Regions from separate parts of the Homo sapiens genome. Here region 2 is linked to region 1. Evidence: chromatin loops called from intact Hi-C (ENCODE). Cell type or tissue: PC-9. All regions are shown on one strand. Each heading gives the region's core, and the rest is flanking DNA. Links, peaks and the distances in the headings are about the cores only. Region 1 overlaps LOC107985384 (a long non-coding RNA gene). Region 2 has its middle 78 kb from the start of LINC00687.

Region 1 (15,496 bases), core at 2,531-10,530:
ATGTGGGCCAACACCCTGCAATAAATCTTCTGATATATGCATGTGTGTGTTTATGTGTGTGTGTGTGTGTGTGTATCCTGCTAGTTCTGTTTCTTTGTGGAATGCTGACAGATACAAATTTTCATACTAGAAGTGGTTCAAGACAAACAAAACATTAAGAGTGAGCTTCTAAATTGACTCCGAGTTTTTTGGAATTGGTTCTTTAGTTTGATTTGATTCAAAGGCACTAGTGACTATTTCCAGTGGTAAAGAGGGCATTGATAATCCATGACATGATGTCACAATAAAGATTTGCAAAATATCACCACTGGACACTCCTTATCAAATACCCATAAAAGTCAAGATTCTGGACAACTATCTATTTAATACTACAAAACATTTCAATCAAACTAAGGAGTATAATGGGATTGGCTAGTTGTTCTTAACTGCACTGGAGGAAATATAAAAAAGGAAATAATGCACCCAGGACTTCAAATTCCAAGCTCAAATGGTGTATAAGTTACTTGGGATGTTCTACATCTGTTGTGAAAGAAACCTTTATCTCTTATAGCTGCAAAGTTGAGATTTCTGAAAACTAAACCCAGAGTCTCATTCTGAGAATGATTAAATTATAATTCAAATTGAATTTCAGCCTTACAGGTGTCTTCTGTTCAAATGAGGGCATTGACTGAGAAGAAACAGGATTCCGAAAATTGGAATAGAGACATACGGGAAGATCTTAGGGAAGCTGGGGACACTGAGCTCCTAAATTCTGCTGAGTGTTCTTTACCAGCAGAAGAGAGCATTCTATCACTAAGGAGGTTAACCTTGCTTTGCCTGCAGAAGTCATAATAACCTCTCCTGAAATAGTTGCCTTGAAAGACACTGTTGATCTCCCTCAGGACTCACCCCCACCATTCTTCTTTGTATCTAGACCTGTAACTAGACTCAAATCCCAGCAGGTCCCAGAAGATGAGATACAAAGTGTGACTCAAGATAAAGTACACTATACATTGAGAAAACAGCATAATTTTCCCAAATTACACACACAGAAATTTGGGTTATATGTTTGTGAATGGATGTTAAAGGTGTTTAATAATAGTGGAAGGAATGTAAAGTTAAGTCAGGCTGGATTTATTGATATTGATCCACTAAGCAGAGATTCTGCTAGTTGATCATCACATCCCTAGGAAAAAAAACAGATGAAAATCCACTAAATTCTTTCTTGCTTTGTATAAGTGGAAGAGTTATAGGTTTACTAAACAGAAGTCTAATTTGAAACATGAAAACAGAATCACATTAATTGATTCCAAGATTTGAGCCAATTTATAAACCCACAGCACCTTGAATGAAGGAGAGGCCCCTATCCTCTTCAGGAAAGACTCTACTCCACTGCCAAAAATCTGTGCATTTCTACTAAAATAGACACTTATGCTAGATAGGAATTGGCTTTCCCTAAACACAGTATTTCTGCGAAAACCATGGACTCATAGAGCGGCTTATTCATCACCATGATATTCCATATAACATGCTTCTGATCAAGGAACTCACTTCACAGTAAATGAAGTATGCAGCAAATGGCTCAGGCTCATGAAATTCACCATATTCCCTGTAATCCTCAAGCAGCTGGCATGGATGAACAGTAAAATAGTCCCTTTAAGATTCAGATAGAGTCTTATCTACTGGCTGTATTTTGCAGGGCTGGACCAGTGTCTCAGTCAGCATCCAATATATGGTGCCAGTTCTCCTATAGCCAGGATTCACAGGCCCAGGGATCAAGGAGTAAAATGGGAGTAACATGACCCCCTTTACTACCGCTATTACTACTAGTGGCACACTAGCAAAATTTTTCCCTTCTATCCCCATGACTTTATGCTCTGCTGGTTTAGAAGTCTTAGTTCCAAAGAGTGGAACTCTTCTGCTAAGAGACACAACAATGATTCTATTGAAGCAGAAGTCAAGACGATCACGTGGCCACTTTGGACTCCGCATGCGTCTGAATCAACAAGCTAAGAAGAATGTTGCTTGCTGACTTGGCTGATTAATCTTGATTACCAAGGACACTGGATTTCTATAATACAAGGATAGTAAGAAAGCGTATGTCTGGAATACAGAAGACCATTCGGTGTGTGTCTTAGTACTACCATGCCCTGAGACAAGAGTCAATAGAAAACTATGGCATCCCCATTAAAGCGGGACTGCTAATGACCCATACCCTTCAGAAATAAAGATTTGCATCACTTCGCCAGGCAAAGAACCCGACTAGCTGAGGTGCTTGCTGAGGGAAAAGGGAATATGGTAGTGAGAAAATGTACTTAAAATATTAGCTATGTGACTGAAACCATGTGACCAATTGCAGAAAGTACGACTTTCATAGTTTTATTTCTTCCTATTTTGTTATGTAAATGTCTGTGTGTATGTATATCTCTGGCAATTATTATTGCTTTTTCCCTTTCTTACCCCTTATCATATAACATAAGATGTGTGAGTGACAGCCAACTCTACATCACTATATTTAAGTTACAGGAAATCAAGGAAAAGAATGAACATTACCCAGGGACTTTGTATCTTATTCTAGAGAAAGAGTTAGAGTATTTTCAGTTTCATGCAGGATAGTTGCATTATGTTAGATGGAAGCATGTCTTTGTTGTTGTCTTCAAAATATTAAATATGATCTAAAGAGATGTGTATAGACACCAAGTTGACAAGGGATGGGCTGTGATGGTCAGTTTTATGTGCTAACTTAGCTAGGTTATAGTCCCCAGTTATTCAAACAAACACTAACCTGGCTTTACCTGACTAATACACATGGGCAGAGAAAAAAGAAAACCAAGTACCCAAACTTTTCACTTTCCCTTCTATAAAAGCGTTAGTTTTCCAAAAGAAGGGTAATATACAATACTGATTAGTAGTAGGCGCTTCATACATAGTGCCTTATATAATCTTCACTGTGACCTATGAGGATGAGTAATCAGAACAAGAGGGTGAAACCTAACTTGAAGTCTTTCAAGTAATAAGTTCAAGGTCAGGATTTAAACTCAAGTTTTCCAACTCCAAAACGCAACCTTTTTCCACAGAGATCATGGACTCCCCCACTATAACTGTAGATTCCATCAATATTTGGCCAGAAGGTGTGATTCTATGCAGACTGCCCTAACCTTGGGTTCCAGTCTTGTCTTTTATGATTCCATATCTTATTTATAGCAAATAAAATTGTTTTCTATACCAAGTACTTTTTCAGTAGTGATAGATTTTTATTTTAATTTCTTTATTTATTTTAAAAATAAAACTCTTGCTGCAGGGAGCTGGCATCATTTAAGGACAAAAAAGAATCGAAGCCAAAGCCCAGCCACCCTTTCATTCCTTAGTTGTATAATTGAGCAAATCACTTGAGTCCACTGAGCCTCCATTTTATTCCTAAATTATTTTTTTAAATTAAAAATAATGAAAAAAATAGTAATCTTTAAATTGTTCACAAGATTTTTACAAGAAGTTTTTGAGATACCATAATTGAAGCTAGTGCATAAATTTAAGAATTGAGTTTAATATTTATGTTTTCTACTGACATACTATAAACTGCTTGATGGTGAGTTCTGTATCTGTCTCATTTTATGCAAAACAGTGGCACAATGAGTATGGGTTGATTTGGAGGAATAGTAGGGGTTGACTTGGATCAATATTAGGTTATAAACTATATAAAGGTGGTGGTTATGTGTGGTTTTCATACTGATGTATCTCCACTATCCACTATTAGTTTGGCACACAATAAAAATGAATGGCCATTGAAATGACATAATTACGCAGTAGATTAATTTCCAGGGCTTTTCAGTGATGGATGCTGGGAAGGTAACTTTGCTATTTTGTCTACAACTTCCCATTTCTTCACTGTCCCTCTCAAGCTTCCGCATTTGTGTTCATCATTAAATGTGTGTCCCTTCCTTACTGCCCATCTTTTCCTTCCTCCTCCTCCTCAGAGTGTGCCATCAGAAGTTACCATAGTCACAAGACTATTGGTTATAAAAGTTTGAAATCCCTGTTGACTCTGCTCTCCTTCCCATCCCCAGAGAATTCAGATATTAAGATCTATTCATTTTCTATCATCTAGGAGATGTGAAGATGACTTGCTGAGAAAGCGATACATATTTCACATTACTGCCATGTCAATTAAGTATCCATAACAAAATCCCATTACATACTTGCAAAATGAGTGGATGAGAGCCTTTGATTTTTTAAGTCTCAGTTCTTTGCCTACTAAATTAATTTTTACTAGAAAATATTCAAAAAGGTCTAAAACAGTAAGGTTAACTTGTAGTCCGGCACTTTTCTGATAACATTATCGTAAGAGGTATACAAGGACTTAGGCACTTTATCACTAGTAATTTTCAGTCACCTCTATTCATGTCTGCTCTTTTCCAGTGCCTTCCACCTTACAGCTTGGTCTCTTGGGCAGCAAGGGATTGAGATAGAGCTATTCAGTGCATGGTATCCATGCCATGTTCCCCAGAACTCTTTTGCTGCCAACCCGTCTACTTTGGCCAAGATGGGAAGGAAGGGGAGGGGAGAGGAGAGAGAAATATTTAACTTTTATGAATAATGAATAAGTTCATTCAGTATTTAGTGGTAGAAGAAGAGATTTCCATAAAACTCTAAAATGCTAAGACATGAATTACTCATCCTAATATTCAAGCATTCAATATGCTTCTATGTTAAACTAATCATTTTGAAAAGGAGGAAGCAGGAAACAATGAGACTTTGTATCAAATTAATTTGGGAATGGTGGTTCTTTTCCTTTCCTATTTTCTTAATATAAATACCCCATGACTCCTGGAATAGTTGGATAAGATCCCCCTCCCCATCAATAATTGCCTAATGAGGTGTGGAGCGCTCTTCTCTCTCTCTCTCTCTCTGCCAAGGACTCTTGGATAACAACGTCGGGTAGAGAATCACTGGCCCGGATGACTTGGTTCCTGGGAAAGAATCCAGGCTGTTGAGGCACTCGTGGAAACAAAAAGAATGAAACATGAGCCTAAGAAATTTAGGTTTCACTCTGGAGAAAAATCTGAGAATGGTTCTAGGAGCTTTTCACCATTGAGTCTCTAGGTTTGCCAAACAGAAGCTATGGGGTCCTCTTCTCTTGTACTAACAAGCTAGACCCCAAGCAGTGAAACTGCTGCTATAGAACAAAGGAGATCTCCAAACCCATTCTGTTCTAAATCCATAATCCTGATGGCTGAAGGCACCGAAGCTAGAAGCAGTGTCTTGTGGCTTAAACTTCAGGCGCTTGTCCCTGGACCCAGGACGCTTCCAGCAACGCTGCCGGCTTGCCGAGGCTCATGGCAATCAGATCCTCTTTCTGAATCTGAGTTTTCTCACCTATAAAAAGTAAGTAGTACCAGATACATAAATTATAGACCGTTACTATATGAAGCCTCTAATATTGGCCAAAGAAACGCCTGAGGAATTATTTTTTCCCAGCATATTTTCTTTATCTGGGAGTGGAGTGGGTTGGAATGGAGGCTAGGAGTACCAGGATATTCCTCTGCCTGACTCCAGGGGGCAGCAGCTACTTGGGTAAAGGGAGGTCAATGACCCATCCAAGGGTTGGGTGACCTTAGTTCTTAAACCCTGAGGTAAAGAGACAGATCCAACAAAATGGACTTTTTAAAAGAAACATAAAATCCTCAGAAGTCATGCCCCACTTCTAAAGAAACTATGGCTCCCGGGAGATCCTCAGAACATGAAAATCATTGGTGAAAGGATAGTATTTCTCCTGAAGGGTTTTCCTTAGATTTTCCTGGATAGGTTTTTGGTGAGAGCAGATTTATTTTTAACAAATGCACACACATGGCATCCTCTTTCTTGATGACAAGGATTTTTTATTTTTTCCAAAATGTGCCTGGCAGGCCCTGGAGCCAGAGAAACAAGACTGGGAAGCCTGATGTTACACAATGCATTGCAAGTGATAGCCGAAACTGGTCTGGTTTCCAGACACCTCCTGATTCAACAGGGATGTGTTGCATTAGCACTCAGAGTTTCTAACATAGTAGCAAATCTACATCTTTACTCTATTTTTCCATCTCATTAGTAGGAAGGAAGGAAGGTAACTTAATAGAGGAGGACGCAGAGAATTCTAACAGAATTGCCAGCTCTTTTTTTTTTTTTTTTTTTTTTTTCTGTGTGGCTTTAAGCCTGGTGCTTGCAGCAGAAGAAACCCTTGAAATTCTTGAAGCTAGGAAGCTAAGGTTTCTGAAGGAATGAATTTGCACTGCACACATAATCTATAATTTATTAGCCTGCTTCAATGGTCATTATTGAGATTTGATTGTAATGCTTAGTGGCGTTAACATCCCTTCCACATCTCCCTAACAACATTTATGGTCAGTAATAATATTGGTTCAGTGCTTGAGCTGTGCTCTGAAGAATGAATCTGCTAGAGCTCATCTTGCCTCATTACTTCTAACAAGGCTCCTGTAGTCATGTCAAACTCCGGTGACATGCCAGACAGAACGACATCTTTTAAATATTATCTCTGACATACTTCATTTGAAATGCTAGCCTTTCAATTAGTGCTATGCACCAGGAAGTGACAGATTCTGGAGGAAGCATTGCTTCTCTAGATGATCATAATGAGAGTAGGGTGTCACAACAGTGTGGTGGAACCAGAGAAGATTCCCATGAACAAGTCCATGAAAGTCTCTTTGAACTTGTTTCCCCACCCCCGGTGGACATTGTTGGTGCTCTATTTGGATGTCCTCATATCCCTCTTATTGGGACTGTGCACCCGTTCCCCCAGTTTCCACTTGCTTTGCTACTAATGGCTGCCTTCTGCTCCCATGGACACTGCACCTGCACAGAGCCTGACTCTCACAGGCACCCACAGCTAGTGACTGACTGGTGCAGAAGTACAAAAGCTTGGCTCCTCTGCTTTAAGGCTGGGCAAACTCTGGGGTGTAATTTATGCTCCAGAGCCTCCAGCAGAAGCAAGCTGAGTTTGGGGATTCACTTGAAATCACACTTTCGCTTGGCTTCCTCCCCCTCTTTTTCCTGCTTCCCACAATCCCTTATTGGCCTTTCCAGGGGATCCTTCCTTAATAAATCATTTGCCAGGAAGGTTTGGCTCAGGGTCCATTTTGGGGAGAAGATGATATCAGATGCATCAGGCAGGATCTTGAATCTCCAGCTGTGTGCAAGCCTTGTAACCATTCTGCTTCTGAATTTGCTCCCCTGCAGTGGGAACATCTCCTAGCAGCACGAACTGTATATACTCCCAAAATACCCATCTCCCTCCTTCACCTCCACTCAAGGTATGAGCTGTTCCAGCAGCTTGGGCCTTTTATGCAAGACAGCCTAAAGGGAATCAACACTTTTTTTTTTTTTTTTTAAGAAAATGGGTCTGGCTCTGTCACCCAGGCTGGAGTGCAGTGAGCTCACAATTCTTCAAACTCCTAAGCTCAAGCCTCTGCCTCCTGTGTAGCTGGGACTACAGGCATGCACCACCAAGCTTTCAACACATTTTTAATTGCTTACTATTGTCATTAGTATTTGTATTTCCATCGTATCTTCTCACCAACCACTTCACATGTTTATTAGTAGATCCACTTTACAGTTAAAGAAACTGAAGTTCAGAAAGCTTATGAAAACTGAACAAATCCCACACCCAAAAGATGTGTGGCTTTTAACCCAGGCTTTCAACTCCAAATCCACTGAGTTTTTCACATATTGTACTACAGTGGCCCCACTGGCAGCCAGGCCATGATGTTCCCAATTAAATATAAGTAATGTTTAGATCAGGTCACATCATGATCATGTTTGCAATATGACAGAGACAAGTTACTCCACAACCACAATGACTAGACACCCTCTTTTGACTAATGTGAATAACTAGTGGGTTTTTTGTTTTTGTTTTTTTGCCAATGACAACCTTAGCTTCACTTTAATTTTTCTGCCCCCTAGATGAAATTTGCTCTAATTTCTTGACAGCATCTAATCTAGAGCAAGCCCCTGCTTTATTAATTTCTCCTTAAATTCATCCAAAGCCCTAACTCCGTCAGAAGCCTTCCTTCAATTTCCCTTATGAGATTCTCCAAGGCTTCCTCTGGGTTCTATTCTCCCTTTGCTGCAGCAAACTAATAAACCTAACTTTGTTGACTTCAGGTGTGACCCTGATGGTTTCATCATCCAGGTTTCATCAACCCCTCAAGTTGTTTTCCAAAATAATTTTGCATAAGATCAACTATGCTGTTGACTAGCACCATGTTTTATGCAATGTCAGCCCCTATTCATTGTAAAATGTAAATGTACTGATAAAACCTTTAAAAAAACAGACTGCCAGTTAAACTACGCCAAAATACCTTTATGTTAGTCCTGAGCAATGCACAAATCAGTCACATCGGCTTATCAGTTTATTTATTTTTACATATTTCAGAGGATGTGACTGTTTCTCCTGAGTTCAATTGTACTCGTTGGCATAGGATAGATAATGTTTTTGCTTGTGCCTTGATAACAAAACCTAACTGCTTTACCTGTGAGTAGCTTCCTTTCTTATTAACATAAAGCACTTGGTGTAGCTTTGCAAGATAATGTGGAATTGCATTCATTCCTCCAACATCAAACATATGCTTCATTAATATCAAATTAATATCCCAAAGCCTTATCCTTCTGCATTTCTGCCTTTGAGATATTTTAAGGCTAAATTATTGATGGCAATTAAACAGAACCCAGATAGTAACAACATTGCACATAAAACAAATGAAGTGGTAACCAAGTTTTTATAAGCACAGGTAATGCTGCTAGGTTCTGACTTTCACCTGATGCAAAGGGATAGTAAAGGGCAACATCCCATCCTGATTTTGCCAATAGTAAATTGTGGAAAAACATTCACCTTAGTATCAATGAAATATGTGAATGTGGCTGCAATTAGTTATTTGAAATAGAATTTTTCTTCATATTACTTTACAAGTATAAAATAGAATAAACTTAGTAAAGGAGCAGAAACAAATAAAAATGGAATTAACCTTTCTCCCAGCTAAAGGAAACATGAAAACACATTGTTTTTCTTCTTTTGGAAAAAGAAAAAAAATGCATTTACATTTAGAGAGACAAAATATTTCTAGGACCTACATCTAAATAGTAATGTTAGTAATACTCTCTACTGCTTTTCAATGCATATTTAATTATGTTACCTGAAAAAATATATACTCCAAATAAATGATCTAATTCCGGTATTCCATGTACATGGATAGGCGAGGAAGGGAAATAGTCCATGTACATAGATAGGTGAGGAAGGGAGACAGTAGGTTTGGATGGAATAGAGCTTCCTTTGATTCCATCCCATGCCAGGAGTCAACTGCTTATAAGACGTTGTCCACCCTCATCCCAGCCCTAGTGACTCCTTCATTGTACCCAATACTGGGTGCCTAGTAATTACTTCTAAATGATGAAATCTTAGCATATGTGGGAGTAGGAATTGGTGCCCCACCCAAAACCTCTTTAATGGGCCATTTTACCCATCCCTCAGCTACCATATTGATTGTTACTGGCTCAGAGTTGTCCCCTACTTTAATTGACCTTGGACAACAGAAGTCACTTCACTTGTGGGCAGATAGGGAGGGAGGTAAGTCGGTAAGCAGGGTATTTATCCACTCCCTGGGAATGGTCTGCAGCTCATGATTTCAGCCCCTGACATTAGGTACAAATTGGCTATCCTTGACCTCAAGGTGGGAATTACTCGGTGGTACAATTCATACTCCAGAAATCTCCCTGAGATCAGGCGTGAAGTTAGGCTAACCTACTTACTTAACCCATTTTCCTGCCTCACCCTACTGAATTCACATCCCTTGCCCATGTTTCCACTTAAGAGAACCCCACTCTTACCCTCATCTCAATAAATCACCTGCATGAGAATCCTCACCTCCAGCTCCAGGATCAAAGAAACTTAAACCAAGGAAGCTCTATCCCAAGGGTCTTTGCATTTTTATATTGAACCTGTTCCTTTCTCTGTCTCTCCATATGCAGTCAGCTCTACTCGTAGAATCTAGATCAGAAAGACAAACCTGGCTTTGCCTTCGCTAAGTTACTTTTTCATCTGCTACCACTCCTGTCTCATGAAGGGAAGAGAAAGAAAACTTCAAGCTGCATCCTCTACCAACCACCCCAAAGAAAAGAAATAAAGAGATAGAGACTTCTCAGCCATTGCCCAGAGATAATTTCAGAGCTTACAGAGAAAACCTTAAGGAAAATCGTTTTTGAAGCCCTGGACATTTGTCCATCCCTTTAGTAGGGGTCATTCTCATGAATGTGGTTTTAAAAGGTTTTTTTTGGATTCCATCATCTCTCCATCTATTATCGTCCTTTGTCCTGGGCCAGCTGTGCTGTGATTGGCAGATTTACCCGTGCAAAATTCAGTTCCCTTTACAACTCTTTCCCTTTTCACCATGCTTATTTTTTCTAAATTCCTTCTTTTTCCACGCTCATCCATGAGATGGATGGTTGCTTTTTATCTGGGCAGTTCTTCTGAAAACAAAGCCTTCAAAGGATGTGAATCAAAATGTCTCTATGTTGGAGAAAAAATAAAAAAGAAATATCCTTTTGAATCAAAGACCTAAAAATTTCTTGGTAATATTTTTTAAATTTATGCTAATTTCTTCCCTCCCCCATACTTTATTTCCATCACAAAAATATTTTTTTTTTGCTGATGATTTAATTATCATTGTATCACAGTCCCTTAATAGATAGATGTTCTCCTTAAATTACTGTTTAATTCCTTAAGGTTTTACTCTTTAAATTCTTCCATTCTGTTCCTTTCACATAGTTTATGTAAGCATGTTTATCTTTTTCTTATATTCAGTTCCTGATTTATAGTTCTCAAACTCTTTTAGAAAACTTATATAAAATATAAATATAAAAAATAAAAGATTAGAAAAAATTATCTAAAACCCACTGTTTTATGGAGTTTCCTTTGATCCCACTAGTCTGTCTTCTTTTTGATTTTATAAAGGACAGAGATTTTGGTAAGCTCTTAAAGTCCTAAATAAACAGAAGGGTGATCAATTAGTAAGTCAAAATGAAATGATTGTCCCTGAACCCAGATTTGTTTGCACTGGGAATCATAGCCTCTTTCCAGTCTTCCTGCCGTGTTTCTATGCCATTTGACTCCTCTTGCTTTCTCGCATATTCCCAATGTGTCAAAAGGGCACTAGGTGAGTCAAACAGGAGTCAATCAAGAATCAAACATTTTCTGTAAAAGGCCACACAGTAAGAATTTTAGGTTTTGCTAGTCGTGTGGTCTCTGTCATGCTGCTCAATCCTGTGTTGGGGTATAAAAGCAGCTATAGACAATATGTAAACAAATGGGGCTGTTTGTATTCCAATAAAACTTTATTTACAAAAGTAGGCCATAGGTTGGATTTAGACAATGGGCCATAGTTTGCTGACTCTTGAGTTAAAGATAAGAGGACTCTGATATCTAAAGATACATATATTTGGGCTGCTATAGTTATGAATAGAGATCTTAGAGGTACAAAGAGACAGAAATGCAAAAGAAAGGTCTCAAAATTTATCCATTAATTTAATATTATTGTTTAAGGGAATTCTCTAAATGGAAGTAATTTTGTCTTTGTATATTTTCTTTTCTGTGGTCTGTTAATATTTGAGGCAAGATTTCTGTTTTAAAGAAAACATTTGGTACATTCATACTAAGGCAAGAATGGCTAATTAATTTATTATCTTTCCCAAAGTCATTTGCAATTTAACAGAGGCTAAGCCTGCTTTCTATAATCTAGGTCAGTGAATGGGGAGGGAACTAATATTTGTTTGGCACTTACTAGGTTCCAGTTCCTGAATGTCAATCATGTCTTTTTTTTTTTCTTTTTTTTTTTTGAGACGGAGTCTTGCTCTGTCATGCATGCTGGAGTGCAGTGGCACCATCTCGGCTCACTGCAACCTCTGCGTCTCGGATTCCAGCAATTCTCCTGCCTCAGCCCCACCGAGTAGCTGGGACTTACAGGCGTGCGCCACCACACCTGTCTAATTTTTTTGTATTTTTAGTAGAGATGAGGCTTCACCATGTTAGCCAGGCTGGTCTCGAACTCATGACCTCAGGCAATCTGCCCGCCTCGGCCTCCCAAATTGCTGGGATTACAGGCGTGAGCCACTGCACCCAGCCCATGTCATCTTTTTATTCCTCTCAGTAACCCTGTGAGATACAAAATACTATGATGTCAACTTCAAAGATATGGAAACTGAGACTTAGAGTAATTGAGTAACTTGGTCAGAAACAACTAGCTGAAAAGTTGCAGAACTGAAGCTCAATCCTAATACTCTCTTTTTCCAAAATCTGTTCCATACCCTTCAATGGTCCTACCTTATTTTGCAGTGGATCCAAAAGACCCTGAGGTCCCAGTCTCCTTGGAGAATCTGCTGCAAGCTACAGGTTAAAAAAAAAAAATCCTATGAGTTTTGTACACAATTTCAGGAGCTTCACTGAAGTGTGCATGAAATATCAAAGGCTACACAAATCCCTCCAGGTCCCATTTCCAGAGATATATTTCTCCTGAGCATTTCTTTAGAAGCTTGGAATCACATCACATGCCAGCTGCCTATGGACCCTTAGACTCAGCACTTCATTCCAGGTGGCCTTGAGATGCCAGATCAGCCCTGCAGTTATGTTCAATGGAGAAAAGGAGAATGATAGAGGGCAAATCACTTTTAAAAATTAGCTTTTTTGAATGTTTTTGCATTTATTGTGCATTTCCCATGTGCCAGGCAGTGGTTTCAAGTTTTAGATGCATGCCCAGGAGGTAGATATATGATTATCCCAGTTTATGGAGGAGGGTATTTTTTTAGTCTGTTCTCATGCTGCAATAAAGAAATGCCTGAGACTGGCGAAACTGGGTAATTTATAAAGAAAAGAGGTTAAATTGACTCACAGTTCTGCATGGCTGGAGAGGCGTCAGGAAACTTACAATCATGGTGGAAGATGAAGCGAAAGCAGGCACCTTCCTCACAAGGCGAAAGGAGAGAGAGTGAGTGCAAGCAGAGGAAATGCCAGATGCTTATAAAACCATCAGATCTCCTGAGAACTCACTCACCATCACGAGAACAGCATGGGGGAAACCGTCCCCATGATCCAATCATTTCCCACTGGGTCCTTCCTATGACACATGGGGATTATGGGGATTACAATTCAAGATGAGATTTGGGTGGGGACACAGTCAAACCATATCAGATATTATGATACATTACAGAGGCAAGATAACTTGCCTTAAATCACACCCCTGGCAAAGAAAAGACCCAAACCAGGGAAGTTTATTCTCTAGGGCATCAGTTCTTATCCACCTTTACTGCCAGCAAGCCTTCCATAGACCTGTATGTGAAGACAGGTCTCTGTGTCCTACATAGAAACAACTGGAAACCTCTGTGTTGAATATTTATACCTTAAAGCTCCTGGTATTTGTGCTATATACATTGTCGTCATTAAAAATGTGAAGGTAAATATTTATAAACAGCTGTTAAGGAAACTAGACTTCTGGGGAGAAATATTAAACTCAAATTGCTGCTTAGAGGTTTTCTTTTAAAAATATGAATATGCAGACTGACTCTAAATATAAACCTTTTTCCTATTGTAATTCTACCTTTCATAGCCCAGCTAAAAATCTGCTAGAATTCAGCAATAGGTCCCCAGGAAAATGACTGCTTTGAAAATGTTTGGCTGAAATCAGATACTACTTCTCACCTACTACAATGGCTAAAGCAAACAAGACTAGCAATACCAATACTGTAATTGGAGGAGATGTGGAGCAGCTGGAACTCTCAAATACTGCTGTGATGGAATGATAAATGGTGCAAACCTTTTGCTAAATTGTTTGGCAGTTCCCAATAATGTTAAATTCGTTCACCTACCCTATGACCCATCAATTTCACTCCCAGGTATTTATCCAAGAGAACTGAAAAGATACATCCATCCAGATAAATCTAAAAGAATATTCATTGCAACTTTACTCATAAGAGCCACAAACCAATATACAGCCCAAATGTCTATCAACAGATGAATGCATAAACAAATGGCGGTATAACCATATCATGGAATGTTACTCACCAATAAAATGAAACAAACTACATATAGATGCTCTCGATATATGTTCCTACATGGGTGATCTTCAAAAACATCATTCTAAGCAAACAAAGCCAGAAAATGACTACATACTGTGTAGTTTCATTAATATGACATTAGAAAATGCAAACTAATCTGTAATGACAGAAGGCAGATCCATCAGAGGTGTCCTTTGATGAGAGGAAGATTGAAACAAAGGGCACGAGGGAATCTGCTGCAGTGATGAACAAGTTCTTTTTTTTTTTTTTTTTAGAGACAGAGTCTTATTCTGTCACCCAGGCTGGAGTGCAGTGGTGCAATCACGGCTCACGGCTCACTGCAACCTCCGTCTCCCATGTTCAACCGATTCTCCTGCTTCAGCTTCCCAAGTAGCTGGGACTTACAGGCATGTGCCACCATACCGAGCTAATTTTTGTATTTTTTTTTAGTAGAGATGGGGTTTCACTATATATTGGTCAGGCTGGTCTTGAACTCCTGACCTCAGGTGATCCGCCTGCCTCGTCCTCCCAAAGTGCTGGGATTACAGGCGTGAGCCACCATGCCCGGCCTAAGTTCTGTTTCTTGATGGGTGGTGGGTTCCATGGGTGTACATACTTGTCAAAATCCATAGATCAGTATACTTAAAAATCTGCATTTTATTGTATGTAAATTATACTTAAAAAGTAGCAGTACTGGAAGAAACACAAAAACAGTTTTTCGATGAATGCCTATCTTCATCCTTGGGAGGCTCAGCTGTGGGCCTGGCTTCCTATGTCACAGCCTTCCCTGCATGTTTACGGACCATGGCAGGTTCTTCTGCTGGCCCCCTCTGGTACTCAGAGGGGTTCAGGCAGGAAACAGATGCTTTTGAATACTTACTGCCCCACTTTTCGTGCTCTTTGAAGGACGCAAGAAAAAGGAGTCAATCTTTACATGCTTCCCAATTACAAAAAGTAGCTAGGATGGCAACAATCTGTCTTGACTTCCCCTGTGTTTACATCCTCCAACCCAGACCTGAGAAATGACTGTGAAATTCTGACCAAGACTCACTGTTTTGGCAGCTTCCTTTTCCTTTATTTGCTCCCCATCCAAAATTCTCCTCCCTCTTAGGGATGTCTAATTTATACAATTTGTCTAGCAGGTATGGTACTGGTTTAGGCTACATTTGGGAATTCCAGCTGGGGCTGGGAGGAAGTGAAAGAGGAGGACGGTTCCCAGAAGGCGCATAACAGGCATTTTCAGTGGGGGCTTTCCTTCTGCCACTCCGATAAGCCCCTCGAGTTCCTGCCTCCTCCCTAGGAAAGGGTAAGCAAGACAGAAGAAAAGGTCAACAACCACAACCTAGACAGTGAAAATGTCTCTGCCAATTTCGCTGGGGCCCTCCAGGGCTAGTAACCCTCCAACCCACTTAATGAATTTAGAGACACA
Region 2 (15,496 bases), core at 2,832-10,831, 110 kb after region 1:
ACTGCACTCCAACCTGGTTGACAGAGTCAGAACTTGTGTCCAAAAAAAAAAAAAAAATCATTCTAAAGTCACCCTAAAGTGTGTGTCTTTGTATATCTGCAGATGGACACTTAAAATACTCATACTCTCAGCCCTAAGGTGATCCTTGGTGGTGTGTGAGCCAAGCATAGCCCCAACATCCAGTCACCTCCAGCCTCATCCGTTTACCCTGAGGGCCACAGAGATATCATTGCTTTTGCTGTGAGCCAAAGCAGCTCAAAGGAAGGAAGCACCGAGCAAGCAATCTGAGTGAAGGAGATGTAAGAGACTGGGTTGAACGTGTCTTGACCCAGTGTCTTACATTGGTTTCCTCATCTGTAAAAATGTAAAAGTATCTACTTCTAAAATACACCACAACAAAGAGAAGAAATGTATGCTTTGTGGCCAAAATGAAACCAAAAAACCCCCCAGAATATCTTGGGTAAGAGGATGAGGGATTGATCATGTACCCCAGTGTTATTCATTGCTATAAGGTTTTTCCTGTGATTAAGCAGAAACCAGCTCCTGAAAAGCATTACTGAAACAACTACAACTGGAAAATTTCCTAAGCAAATCTGATAGACCAGCTTGAAGCCAGTGGACAACAACCTTGTGGTCCTGCCATAGCTCTAGTTAGACAGAGGACCAGTTTTATAAGCACTCATTATTGATGAATGGCTGCAGACCTTAAGCCAATTTGAGCCCCTTTGTGGAGACTGCACACAAATTGTCTTTGTGCCCTGTAGTTCGCCTTTTGACCTAAAGAGCTGAATTCCACCTCATTTTAATACTAAAACCCCACCCCAAAGTGAACATAGGGTGTATGTAACACATATGCTTACCCAGTGAGCAAATAAGTGCCTGACTTTCCCAGTGAATATTCATAGAATTTCTGCAACACTGCTCAATATGTATGTAAGACTGTGTAAGTGAAACTGAGGAGTTAATTTGATCAGGTCTGTGTGGCCTGCTTGCTTGTGGTTGCTTGCTTTTTAATACCTTTTTAAAATTCCTTTTTCCATGAAGCTGAAGGTTGCAGTAGCTGAAGGCCTTCCTGCTGAACACAGCAACTTAACCTTCACTGGCTACGTCATAGATAACGTGTATAGGTCACCGTGGTACTTGTCACTTCAATTGTTATTTAGGAACTTGGGCCAGCTCCTGTCCAGTTCAAACCAATTGAGGCCATGGATCCTTCAACTGGGCCTGCACAAGTGCTTGAAAGGTGGCCTTTTGACATGAGAGGGCCAAAAGCTCCACCCTCAGATCATGCTAACTTGTCCATTTTCTACATGTACATCCTGTGAAATGCCATGAACCTCGACTACACTTGTGAAAAACAAACCTGTTATTTCATTTTTCCCCACTGCCAATCACTTTTCCCATGCCTTAGGCCTCCACACTTCCCTAACCCATAAATATCTCTGAGACTTACCTTCAGAGAGGCGGATTTTTGAGAGCTGTTCTCCCACCTCCTTTCTTGGCAGTCTTGTGAATAAATCTTCTTTCTTTTACAAAACTTATGTCACAGTAATTGATTTACCGTGCACCAGCAGGACAGATCTGAACCTGGCTGGTAACATAAGGAATATAGAGCAGCTCCCCCCTCCCCCTTCTGAGCCCTTTTGGACTTCCCTGAAAGCAGTGTTTCCCCATCCTAGGATTGTTTCTCCCTCTGAAAATAAAGTCTTCTCCTTTCCTTCCTCCATGATCCTCATGGTCTTTAGTTAACACTATCCAGGACATTGCTGTGAGAACTAAATCAGTCACTATATACAAATCACTTAGAGTGATGATATATAAGTGTGATGATACTGTGACATATATACAGTTGGCCCCCCGTATCTGTGGGTTCCACACTCATGGATTCAAACAGCCCTGGATAGAAAATATTCCAAAAAATGGATGGTTGCATCTGTACTGAACATGTACAGACTTGGTTTCTTGTCATCATTCTCTCAAAAACACAGTATAACAACTATACATAGCACTTGTATTAGGTATTATAAATAATCTAGAGATGATTTCAAGTATACAAGAGGATGTGCCTAAGTTATATGCAAATACCATGCCATTTTATATTAGACTCATGAGCATCTGTGGATTTTGGTATGAAGGAGGGTATCCTAGAAGCAATTCCCCATGGATACAGAGAGAGATAGAGACAACTGTATTTGCTCTTCATCCTAGTTTTCTGAAATATAGCTTCCAAAATCCTCAGAATTTCCAGAATAATGAATGTCTTTTTATATGCTAATGAGGTGACTGGGGACAGCTGGTCCCCAGAGAGCCTCAGGATGGGGGTTGGTCACCAGAAAGACCAAGGCAGCCACACCCTCCAATCTCGGGGAAGCAGAGAGGGGCTGAAGGTTAAGCTGATCACCAATGGCCAATGATTTAATTAATATGCCTACATAAAGACACTTCCATTCAAAAAACCAACAAGACTGGGTTTTGGGGCCTTCCAGACAGCCGAACACGTGGAGGTCCAGGAGGGTGGCACCCCCAGAGAGTGCATGGAAGCTTCATGCCCCTTCCCACCTTCTCTGCCCTGTGCATCTCTTCATCTGTATCCTTTGTAATATCCTTTGTGATAATCTGGCAAATGCAAGTAAGTGTTCTATGAGCCATCCTAGCAAATTAATACAACTGGGAGGGTCATGGGAACCCTAACTTACATCCAGTTAGTCAGAAGTTCTGGAAGCTGGGAATTGCAACTGATGTCTGAAGTGGGAGGCAGTCTTGTGGGACTGAGCCCTATGGGATCTGACACGATTTCCAGGTAGATAGCGTCAGAATTGAATTGAATTAGAGGAGATTCAGCTGATATCTGCTGCAGAAAAGAATTGCTTGCTTGGTGTGTAGGGAGAAACCCTCATACATTTGCTCATAGAAGTGTTCTGTGTTGTGTTGTGAAAGTTTAGGAGAAACTGAGTTTGCTTTTTCCTATATCCTAGGAATAACAATTCAGTATTATTCTTACCAAGTAAGAATTATAACAAACTTCTTAGCATGTAATAGGAATTTTATATGGGATCTGTTGTAAAAATGGTTAACCCCCAGATTAAATATTTGGTGAAAGAAGATCTATATAGAAGAAGAAGAAGAAATGAAACAGCACACTACTATTGAATATTTCATACTCAATACCACATTCAATATCTTTGTTAATTTTTTAGAGATAGGATCTTTCTATGTTGCCCAGGTTGGAGTGCAGTGACTATTCACAGATGAGATCATTGCACTCTACAGCCTTGAATGTATGGCCTCAAGTGAGCCTCCTGAGTAGCTGGGATGCTCACCACCATATTTAATATTTTAAACAGCACTGGGACGGAGATGTTGTTGTTTCCATTTTACAGATATAGAAATTGAAGCGTGGAGAGATGACTTCATACGTCTTCATACCTCTCACAAAACAGATCTCTGTACTTGGCTGGAAATATGCTCCACACCATGTAAATATAACACTGTATGTTTTCAGATCACTGACTGTCTTGTTTTTGTAGGGAATGAGGGAAAACGTACCTTTGGTCTGCTGTAGTTTCACTGAAAAATCAATTGACAAAAGGCAGACTAATAGGCAAAAATGCATACAAATTTATTATTAATATGCACAAGAGTCTTATAAAATATGAGATCTCAAGGAAATGGCTAGATGGTTGATGGTTTTACACAATCTTGAGGTTACAGAGAGAATGAGGACTCAGAGCATGGCCAGAAGCAGGTTATGGTGGTAAATTCAGTTATGGTGGTGAAACAAGTTACAGGAGGAAGAGAAGAGCAGGCCTGGCTAGCGAAGGGGGCCTTGTTACACAGAGGAAACCTCACAGGCAGCAGCCTTCAGAGAGATAGATGGCAAATGTTTCTTTTAGACCTTTAAAGATGTCAGACACTCAGTTAACCTTTCCTAGATCTGGACAAGGAAGAGCCTCAGAGAAAGCCATGCTGCATCAATGCAGATTTGCTTTACAGATGCAAATCTTCCCCACAAAGATAGCTTCTCAGCTAATCTTGTATTTCCAGCCCTCTGAGAGGTAATCTTAAAATATGTCAAAGCAGAATATTTTGGGGTGAAATATTTTGGTTTCCCTCAGTCCCCTTTTCACAAATTTTGGGAATTTACTGGCCACCCTTATCAACTGTACTTTGGCCATGACTTAAGGTGTCCTTGGAATAACCTGTTGGCTCCCCATTAACCTTGTGGACAAGGGAAGTGTCAATTCCTGGAGAATGGCTACAGGGCAGACCAAACCAAAGGTATTTATACTCTAAGAGAGCACACTCTTAACTACTCTTACATAATAAAGATGGTCAGTGATTACAGGATTCTTGCCTTCATTCAGCCGCTCAACAAACTTTTGAAAGTTGGGAGTGTGCAAGGTCCTTATGACAGGTGTTTTACCTCAAGAAAAACAAAAAAGAATATTGATTGAAGGATACTGAAAAGTTCCCAATATTGAAGCTTTAAAAGAACAGGCTTCAAGAATGCAGTGAACCTCAGCTTCAATACATATCCTCCTTACGTGGACCTGCTAGATTGAATTTTCTAAAGAAAGAGTCTCATTGTCACAGCCTGAGTTTTATTCTGGTTCCCTGACCCATGGTTTGGGTTAAGGGTAGAGGAGCATGCCAAAGGGTGAGCAAACAGCTATTATCAGGGAAAGAAAAGGGGAAGAGATGCTGTGTTTAGGTATCATTTGAAACACCACTGTTCATACTAGAATACAAGCCGATAAAATATTATCTATCTTCAAGAAGGTTTTAGACTGACAGAAAGCAAACATGCATACAACATATAGATGTAAAATATTCATCATTGCAAAAGAATCTCCAATTCTCCACCCTTCTCTGAACCACGTTAATTGTAGTGTGGTTTTACAATTCCTCCCACTAAGAAGTAGAACCCATATCTTACTCCTTGCACCTGGTCTGCCTTGTGATTTACTTCAACTAATAGAAGGTGGAAGTTTCAAGCCCAGGCCTCCAGCAGCTTTGCACACTTAGGCTCTCTATCAGAAGCCTGCCCAGCTGTCATGTGAGCAAGCTTAGCCTAACCTGTTAGACCACAGAGACCACATGGAAGGCAGCCCACTTGTCTCCTGACTATTCTAAACCACCTAAAACCTGCTGGGTCCAAAACATGTGAGAGAGCCCCAAATAAGGAGGAGAACCAGCTCCCAATCTGCAGCTGACATCAAACACATCTGCAAGCCCAGATGAGAGAGAACCACCTAGCCGATCTATAGTGTCATGACCAATGATTCATTTTTATTATTTTAAGCCACTGAGTTTTGGGGTGTTGGTTATGCTGTGGTAGCTAATTGACACAATATGTTTATGTAGTTGAAATCCAAGAGGGTATTAGATGGCAATTTGAAAAGGGCTGAACTAAATTTTACAGGAATTCAGAGAAAGAGTTGGCTTCTTGGTTAGAAAAACAGGAATAAACATTACCTTCCTCATCCTCCTCTCATAAATGAATGAAATTTCAACTTAGCTTTGAAGGTTAAGTGGAATTTCCTTAGCTAAAAATAAAAAGGGAGCATAACATCTTTATTTATTTATTTATTTATTTGTTTATTTATTTATTTATTTTTGAGATGGAGTCTTGCTCTGTCGCCCAGGCTGGAGTGCAGTGGCACGATCTCGGCTCACTGCAAGCTCCGCCTCCCGGGTTCACGCCATTCTCCTGCCTCAGCCTCTTGAGTAGCTGGGACTACAGGCGCCCGCCACCATGCCCGGCTAATTTTTTGTATTTTTAGTAGAGACGGGGTTTCACCGTGTTATCCAGGATGGTCTCGATCTCCTGACCTTGTGATCCACTCGCCTTGGCCTCCCAAAGTGCTGGGATTACAGGCTTGAGCCACTGCACCAGGCCAACATCTTTATTTTTAATGAATATTTCTTCATTTGAAGTTTGCAATGACTTTCTTATGTATTTCATATGTTAAAGATAAATTACCTGCCTCTGTGACTAAGAATAAATTATATAAATACATAAATTTCTCGCTCTCACATGCCAGTGATCAAGACCAGAGTTACAGTTTTGGAAAGACAATTACATTTGCAGTGAACAGAATAACAGTCTACAGCAAACATGTACAATCACCCCAGCACCTATTGGATGAAAACACACATATTTTATTCATAAAGGTCAACTAATGGGATGCGTTACATTACAGAGCATAAACAGCACAGGCCTCATCTTGAAGCATGCCACAGGCTTTCATCTCCTCCAGATCAGTCAGCTATTTGTTGCAGATTACCCCAAGAGGTGAGGGCTCTATCCCCTCAGGCAGTTCTGGGTGAGGTGGCTCCTACAGACCAAGGGGAATTCTCTGGAGGAGGAAGCCATGAGCCAACTCTCAGGGCAGCTGGAGGGAGAACACACTGGCCCGGCAAAGGGGACCTGGGTGGGGACCAACAGCATCTTCTATGGTTTTATAATCCAGCCTGAAATATCTGGCTGTCCCTCACTCCTGCTCTTCTTTCCAAGTGAGACACAGTAGGAGCAAGGCTTGGCTTCAGCTCACCCCCGACTAGAGCATTTTTTTTTACGCATTTCCACTGGTCACAAAACTCACATCACTATTTCACTGACGCCACAGCCATTAACAGTCATGCAAAGAAAATAGCCATTCTATATTGTTCTCCTGTACTTGCGTAATGTTTAACCATGCCTTTTACTTGAAGAATTCCAGAAACTAGTCTTAAGAGATCCAAAATTGAACAAAGGTTGTGGAGTGTCCCACCTTGAGAAGGAATTCTGAACAACTGATTTATAGCCTTGTTGCTGCAGGCAAGACCAGCATGCGGCCCATCACTAAAGATAACCATCGCAACCAGATACGCTGCCCTTATACCCTACCCCATACAGGCTTTGCCCAGCCCAGTCTGCATACCTAATCTCTGATGTCAATTCCTGTGCTTTGCCTAATAAAAAAAATCCCTACCTACTGACTCTTTTCAGGGAGCCAGCCTGAAAATCCTTGTGTCTCTGCTGTCTCCCTTGTCCCGCAACAGAGACCTATGTGGGAAATCTACTTGATGCCCCGTGTTAATTTCCATTACATGAGGAGTGTAAGACCCTGTGGTCTGTAACACAAGCCCTCTATCAATGATCAGTGGTCAGTGAACAGCACAAACGCTTTCACAGTGCTGACTTTGCAGAGTCTGTTCCCTCAGGCTGGACTCCCCATTCCTCTTTTTCTCTTTGAAAGCTCTACTTTATTCTCTACAACCAACCCCAATTGTTGCGCTCTCACTCAAGTCTCCTTTGATCCCTGGAAAGGATCAATTACTCATTTTTTTCTATGGTTTCAAGGCCTTTTATATAATCCACTCTTACGGTACAGACATCATTTTAGATATGTTAAATGAGTTGACTTCCTGGCTAGATTATTAGTTCCATGAGGACAGGGATTACATGTGGCTTTTTTTCTCTATCCCCAGCATTTACAACAGTGCCTGGAGTACAGGAGATGCCCTGTGACTGATTGATGAATAAATCGATGCCTACATGAGAACAATGTTCTTCTTTGTGGAAGAACAAAGTAATTCATTCAGATTCTGCTTTCTATTTAAACTAAAGAATCCTGCTGAGCTGTGTCCCTGAAATAGCCTGTGTAAGCACCCTGTTTACTCATAACCTGGGAGGCTTTTAGCTTTTAGCTAAAATTGTCCATGTCAGTGGCATAGGGCATGCACACAATTAAAAGAGGACAATAAAACGTCCTTGTTCAAGCAAATGCTGATTCAATTATTGGGGCTCCCTGGCATTAGCCACTGGATTCAATTATCTCCAAGAGCAAAAGCTGGAAATCAAGGGGTTGAAAGAAGGCACTGACATTTAAGCATAGAGATCAGACTCACCTTGACCTCTCATCTTTTTGGATATAGTGATCATATAGAACGTGATGATCCTCTCATCAACTTTTGGACCAGCTTTCCCCCGTTATTCCCCTCCCATCCATTATAAAAGAGACCTAAAATTTCTGATAACTTTTATCGAAATATAATCTACATACCAACAGTGCAAGAATTATAATGGATTTATAAGTAAATTATAGATTAATTTTTTTAAGTGAGCACACCCATATAACTAACACCCTTATCAATAAGTAGAACATTAAGCAGTTCAGGAACTTGCTTCATTTCCTTCCTGTCACTTCCCTCCCAAGCACTACCAGAATCTAGTGTCTAACATCGTTAAACAGATTAGGGAATAAGGAGACTCATACAAGGGTGATTTTTTTTTTCTTCTTAGAACTTGTATTATTTTAAATTGACAAATCATAATTGTACGCATTTATGGAGTTCAATGTGATGTTTTGACAAATGTTTATAATAATGTGATTCATTCAAGCTAATTAACGTATCTATTGTCTCACTTGACATTTTTTGGGGTGATACATTTGAAATTTACTCTCTTGGTTATTTTGAAATTTATAATATATTATTATTGACTATAGTCAAACAAAAACCCCAAAACATAACAAAATGTTGAGACTTCTAAGTCTAATAAGGTATGGAGGATGCAACGGAAGGCTTCTCCCAGGTGGGCAAGCCACCTAGCGATCCTGTGAGGTGTCATGGCAACATGTGGTAATATCTTTACCAGATGATGGATGCCTGCTTTTTTTTGTTTATGCTGTGATGTGAATGTGTGTGTGTGTGTGTGTGTGTGTGTGTGTTCTAACCATGTATTAAGAGAACAGAAATTTTTATTATCCGTGTCTTTATTTGAAAACCACTTGGCAAAGAGACATCTGGGGAAACGCGGCTCTATCTTTCAAAAGCAAATTTCCATTTTTACACATAGAAAAGAGATTTCGTGTGTGTGTGTGTGTGTGTGTGTGTGTGATTTGGTTTGCAATGGGAGCTCTCCAAGGCCCCTTTCTTATTTCATGTTTTAAAATGCTGTGATTCTACATCTCATCAAATATAATAGAAAAGTTCAAGTTTAATATATCTTACAAAAATTGCCTTCCTGTAGATTATGCCCTTCAGCTATCATTTTAAATTGTAATTTGCAATTTTGAAATTCTCCCATAAAAGAAGATGCTTTCTTTAGTCAAAATAGAAGTAACTTAATTTTTATTGTCTGGCTAAATTGATCCACTTTTCTTTTCTTTTGTTTGATGGACTTGTCATGAAATTGTAGAGGTGCACTGTTTTCTAAGGAAATGAATATATTCTTTGGGTCTCAGTGAGTGACTCTAAAATGCACTTATGGTAAAATAGCTATAATTCTGTTATAGTTTTATTCTTGAATCCAGTTTTTAAAGGACAATAAGTATTAATTAGTTCCAGTGGCCTTCAATGCAACTAAACATATATTTTGGAGTGTGTAATAAGTGTGATACACTGCAGACACTGAGATAAGGTAAGAAGGCACAGGGTCTCTTCCCTTAAAGAGTTCACAGAGGAGCAGGGTTAGGGAAAATAAGGGGTCTGGTGGGGTTGTCTTATGATAGATTAAATGAGTACTTTGGAGATTGCGTAAGTTGCCTTGCTGCATGCCTGTTAACTTAGTTCAATATCAGTGCTCGAAAACTACATTGAAAGAGTGGATGGCCTAGTGGTAGACACCTGGGGACAATTTTGTTTCATCCACATCTTTAGTGAGTTCTAGAAAACTTGAAAACTGTGTGCCTTTCATCTGCACTTTTCTCAGATCGCCTCTCCTTCCTGGATGGATGTGAAAATCATATGGAATTAAAAGGCCAAAACTCTTCCTGTGATATTGCAAAGTCCTTGTAAAAATACTTTTAAGTGGTATTTAAATAGCAACTTTAAAGGTAACAAAACTACGTATGATTGAAAGAAAAGTAAGACAGATAGAAAACAGATAGGTCAATGTAAATCATGTGCGAAAAAATTAAATGGAGAAGAGAAAGGCACTTAAACACAGTTCACATCATTCATTTTAAAATTCATCCAAGAGTAGTTACAACAGCTTGGGAATCTCTGTGGTTACTCTCTAGAAACAATATCTTGAAACTTGAAACTTATCTTGAAACAATATCTACTGATAACACAGCGGACTGAAGGACAATGACAAAATACCGTAAGGCACACAAAATAGCCACACCCAAATCTGAGAATTATTGCTATGTTCCCATATGAATGTCCTCAGGCTGCCATAACAAAATACCACAGACCAGGTTAAACACTGACATTTATTTTCTCACAGTCCGGAGGCTGGAAGTCCAAGTTCAAGGTGCCAGTACAGTTGGTTTTTGGTAAGCGCTATTTTCCTGGCTTGCAAAGAGGCATCGTCTCATTGTGTCCTTATATGGTCTTATCTCTGTGCATGTGCAGAGAGAGGAAGAGAGAGAGAGAACGCTGATATTTCTTCTTTTATTTATTCGGACCTCAGTCCTATTGGATTAGGGCATCACCTTTATCACCTCATTTAACCTGAATTAGCTCCTTACAGGGCCTATTTCCAAATACGTCCCATTGGGAATTCGGACTTCAACATATGAATTCACGGAAGACAGAACTCAGTCTATTAACAGTAGGCCTCATTATCATTCTCAGTACTAAAGTTCTAACATCTTAGAAAATCAACTTCATAAATTAGCTAAGGTGTCTGGGCCCAGATCCTTGAGAAAGAAAATTTTCGATAAAAATTGTTAATCCAAAAAATTAGCCCCTCTCATGTATCAGCATGATCTTGATTGGAATGGGAACGTCCTGCCGGCTAATTTGTTGAGCAATTCTGCACTTATTCTATCTGGCAGGAAATGGTTTAATTTATATTTAAACACAATTGGCCTCCGCTGCCTTCTCCTCCTGCTTCTCCTCCTCCTCTTCGTCCTCCTCTTTCTTCTTCATCAAATCCACAAGTTTCACCCAAATCGTTTCAACACTAACCATCTTTTCACTGGAACAATTCCAGCTTCAACAATGCTTTTCTCTCTAAAATGAAGCCTCACATAGGCAATTATCAGCATTTCAGGTTTTGAAAGCGACTTTCTTTCCCCAACTTGGGTAAATGAACAGGAAGCAGTTGTCACTTCAGCTACCATACTGTAAATTATTACGTGAATAGCCTTATGAGTCAAGTTTCTTTTGCACTCTTTGTGCCCTTTGCATGCAGGCATTTTTTTTTTCCATTCTCCCAGGTTGCTCATTGTGATTGTGTAGGACCCATTAACATGTTAACAGTAAAAATGCCTTTTATCATTTATTAATATTTGCCTTTTTCTTTGAAGTTTGTTGTTGTTGCTGTATTGGCCTTTTCTACTTACTCAAAATTAGTATGCAGACATTTTGAGGGTCTAACTAAGAAATACGCTTCTACAGATGGCATGAGACAGGGTGAACTGAAATGAGAATTGTATTTTGGATGAAGAAGATCTGAGTTTCAATTTTGATTCTGCCAAATACTATGTGTGTGTTCTTGGGAAAGTTGCTCCACCTTTTTTGCCTTACTTTTTAATCTATTAAATGGAGAGAGTGAAAACAACCTCACAGAATTGCTTTAAGCACCATAGACAAGAATATATTGCATTGCTGGGCATGTAGGGGGTGCTTAATAAATGGAGACTATTACAATGTCTTCAATCCTCATTAGTTTACAGACATTAAAGCAGTCGTATTCACTGCAATTTTCCTGATTGGAGCATAACACCAAGGGGGCAAATGTAGGTCCTCAAGTCCCTTCCTCAAGCTTCACACAATTATTTCCAGGATTCCTAAGGGGTAGGTCTCAAACTCACACATCACTGCTTTGGTTTTTGATAATCCTTCTAGTTGAGGGCCTCTACCTGAGAGCAGCTGCTGCATTGTCCATTGCAATTCAGTGCCAACTTTGCTGGGGGAATGTCAAAGATGAACAACACAGGGCTCTAGTTAAAGTGGTAAAGACAGATTTTAATCAATAAGAAGAGTTGCAATAGAGAAAAGAGTGCAGCATGTACTGAACTCAACTTCCATTTGTTCAGATGTGAATGCATGTTTTAAAGAGAGAGTAAGGGAATATGGAGGGGGGAAATGGTGGTGGAGGGGAGTAGTAGAGTCAGAGAAGTGAAAAATTACAAAGGGTTAGTCAGTTTAAATGCCATTAGGCCAGCTGTGTCTGCCAGCTAGCAATTAATCAAAGTTAGGATTCTATCTTCCCACTGAGACTGGAAGTCAGAGGCCCTATCCTTGGGTGTCAGCCACAACAAACAGTGAATCTTCTTTGGCAGCCTTGAGTTTTCTCAGGCAGTCACTTTAAAGAGGGGTAGGGTCATTTAGGGATGTGGCCTTAGCTGTTAGAAACTGTGCTAGTGTTTGCTCACATTTATAAGCCAAGGTTAGACCTAGTTGAGAGGAGGGCTCAAAAGAGCCTCACTAGAGTTTGGTAAAGGAATCTTTGGGTCGTCCTCCTTGAGCTTCCAAGGCTTCAAACCCTGGGGCCACTCAGCATTCCCTGGAGCCTCCGAAGCCTGCAGATGGAGGCCATGCTCTGTTCCCAAACCTGGGCCCCTGAACACATGTGCAGGGCACCTTAGTCAAGAGAATGACTTGGCCTGCCCCTTCTACCTTGGCATCCTTGTAAAAAGCCACTTTTTTTGCTTTTTTCCAATCAAAAATAAAATAAAAACCCATCATGGAGATTGGCATCTGGCAGCATGTCCCCTGATTTTGTCAAACTTGCTTCTTCATGTCCAAATGCCAGTTTCAGCCTAAAGTGGGTCTTCCATTTCATTGATAAATATAGGTATTCAGCCTTCTCTTATTTACTCTTTAAGACTACTAGATCTATCCCCCAGAGATTTTAGGTCAATTGATCATAGATTATTAAGAGCTGCTGTTATTTTAGGTAATTTTTATTCTTTGAAAAATTAGAATATTCTCTTTCTACATTCTGCTCCAGGACATGGATAGCCACCTCCCACAAGAGTCTCTCCCCACAGGATTCACTAGTCCGGTTCACACTTCCCTATTCCATGTAGACTGGGGGTTGTTTTCCAATTAGAAGATGTAGGTAAAATGTCATTGTCAGGAGGCTCCCAATTTCCTCCTATGTATCTCACTTAGAATCAGAATATGCTCTCATTGGCAGCTTCACTATGAACAGCCACAGTCCCCAGAAGTACAGCTTACAAACTAAAATGGAAAGGATACTTTTTTCTACTCAATTAGGTTTTTAAGGGGAAAATAACTTTTTTTTTTTAACTTAGAAATGTTAAATTGAAGAAGGAAGGGACCCTAAGTATGAGTTAATACCTTGGTTATTACGCTGTTTGTCTCCATTCACTGTTTAGAACTAGCCCTCCTTTTATACCCAGGTTTGAGTAGAATGTATTTGTCTGCAGCATGCTACCTTAGAGTTTAAAGCCCTCTGCACGGCTGTACTTACTGTGTTAAATCTGTGAAAATACATTTTAAATGCTTTTCTCAGCTATCAATGGCTTCATAGCATTGTAGCTTCAAATAATCTATTCACTGTGCTCCAAATGGAAGCAGAAGAGAGAAGCCACTCTTGGGGAGGACAAAAGAAAAGGATAATAATAGCTAACACTCATAACTTACATGCTTATCATGTATATTTACCTGCATATGCCCAAAATTATATATTTACCTATATATGCCCAAAACTCTTCTAAGCACTTTATATTCATTAAGCCATTTATTAAGTAAACTAAGCACAAGGATTAACAGCCTGAGTATTTTACTCTGAGATATCTGAGTTTAGATTTTCTAGCTGAAACAGTGGAATGAGGACCTTGGCAAACCCTCTTCCCTATAAAATAATAAAAATACAAGCAAAAAAAAATCACATACAATCATTTCTTTAAAACAGTGAGTCTGTGTCATTTTCACTTGGGACTATTCCCATCCCACCGCCATTCCCAGCTCAGTGGCCAGGTGACTATAAAATGCCTGCAGCCTGGCAGCCAACAGAGAAAACTGACCTCTTTGGAGCTCCATTAAAAGCTGCAGCTCCAGAGGATAGTCAATATGTTGATCAAATTAGCTGCTCTCCAGTAAATCCCCATTCTAAGGCAGGTTGTTTTTTCTATTTGATTTGACTTGAATCTCAGATCAGATAAAAAAAAAGTACTATCCTGAGGGCATGAATGAAAACAATAGCAATCTCCTGGTAACACTGTCACATAACAGCTGCCTAAGGCTGTAATTTCACTGGGGGCAAACAGAACCCTGGACAAAAATGTAAAAGGATGACTTAGAGAACTAGATGACCATAGGGAACTTTAAAAAGCTCTGACATATTTCTGAGACTCTAGAAGGGATGTGTGCCTGTGCAGGGTTATGCACATGAGTAGGGCGTGCCCAGGAAAGACCTGGGAAAGGTGAAAGCTCCAAACACTCAGCTCTTATTGACCTTGAAGTCATGCATAAGCAGGAGGTGAAAGCTAAAGCCGACTCCTATGCTGCCTGAAGATTGAAGGTGTGTCTTTGCATAGAGAGCTCCATGACTCCAGGCAGTTAAGGAAACCTGACAGATCAGTGGCTAATCCCTAAGTGTACTGACCCAGGAGTGAACTCTAACCCAGTCTTAAAACTGAAAATAACACTTAAATTAAACAAACAAACAAAAAATGCTAGTAAGGAAGTCATGGGCTGCATACTGCAGGGAATATAGAATCTAGAGGATTCCTCTAGGAAAGCTGATGACAAATAAGTAACAACAACAAAATGCAAAGTGGAAACAACCATTTTGTTAAGTGGGGTGAGGGGCAAAGGAGAGAAGTCTGATACCAGAGTTGCTACTATGTTATCTACAATGTCTCAATTTCAGCAACAAATTATGAGACATGCAAAGAAAGAGGAAGGTATGGCCCATATAAAAGAAGACAAGCAGCCAATAGAAAATGTCCCCAAGTAATTCAGATGTTGGCTTAACAGTTAAGGACTTTTTAAGTTAGCTAGTATAAATATAGTCAAAGAGCTAAATTATGTCTAAACAATTAAAGAAAATTTTGATGATGTTTCATTGAATAGAGATAGGATTATAGAAAGAATTCAAAAAATTCTTGAGTGGGGAAGTTCAATAATTGAAATGAAATATTGACTGGAGAGGCTCAACAGCAAATTTGACCTGGCAGAAGAATCAGTGAACATGAAGATTGGCCAGTTGAGATTATCCAGGTTGAGAAAAACAGTTTGGCAGTTCCTCAAAACTCAAACATAGAGTTATTATATGACATAACAATTTCACTCCTAGGTATAAACCCAAGTGAATTGAAAACATACATCTACAGGAAAATTTGTACATAAATGTTTATTGCACCATTATTTACAATAGCCAAAAAGTGGAAATAATCCAAATGTCCATCAATTTATAAATTGATTTTTTAAATGTTATATATCCACACAATGGAATATTATTCAACTATTAAAAAAATTAAGTAATGACACTGCCACCATATGGATCAACCATATGCTTAAAAGCACTGTGCCGGCTGGGTGTGATGGCTTACGCCTGTAATCCCAGCATTTTGGGAGGCCCAGG

Evidence for each region. Hi-C counts contacts between places; a loop is a spot of excess contacts. Peaks named below come from ENCODE experiments on the same cell type or tissue, not always from the same donor. Only the 100,000 strongest peaks of a DNase experiment are listed, where the experiment ranks them.
Region 2: a loop joins it to region 1, with 2.0 times the contacts of the local background. A loop is called at or near these places in 3 of 110 quality-filtered maps.

What each region holds. Positions count from the first base shown.
Region 1 is chr20:11,671,198-11,686,693 of GRCh38, forward strand. LOC107985384 (a long non-coding RNA gene) reads right to left here. Exons shown (of 1, transcript XR_004837567.2): 1 at 15,131-15,496. Among named protein-coding and RNA genes, the nearest start is that of LINC00687, 190 kb to the right of the region's middle. In PC-9, for the core only: a CTCF peak has its summit at 5,559 (motif pointing right); no DNase peak of the experiment used is centred there.
Region 2 is chr20:11,785,190-11,800,685 of GRCh38, forward strand. No RefSeq gene overlaps it. Among named protein-coding and RNA genes, the nearest start is that of LINC00687, 78 kb to the right of the region's middle. RefSeq lists an enhancer at 7,362-7,862. In PC-9, for the core only: no CTCF peak of the experiment used is centred there; a DNase peak (open chromatin) is centred at 6,782; H3K27ac peaks cover 1,874 bases.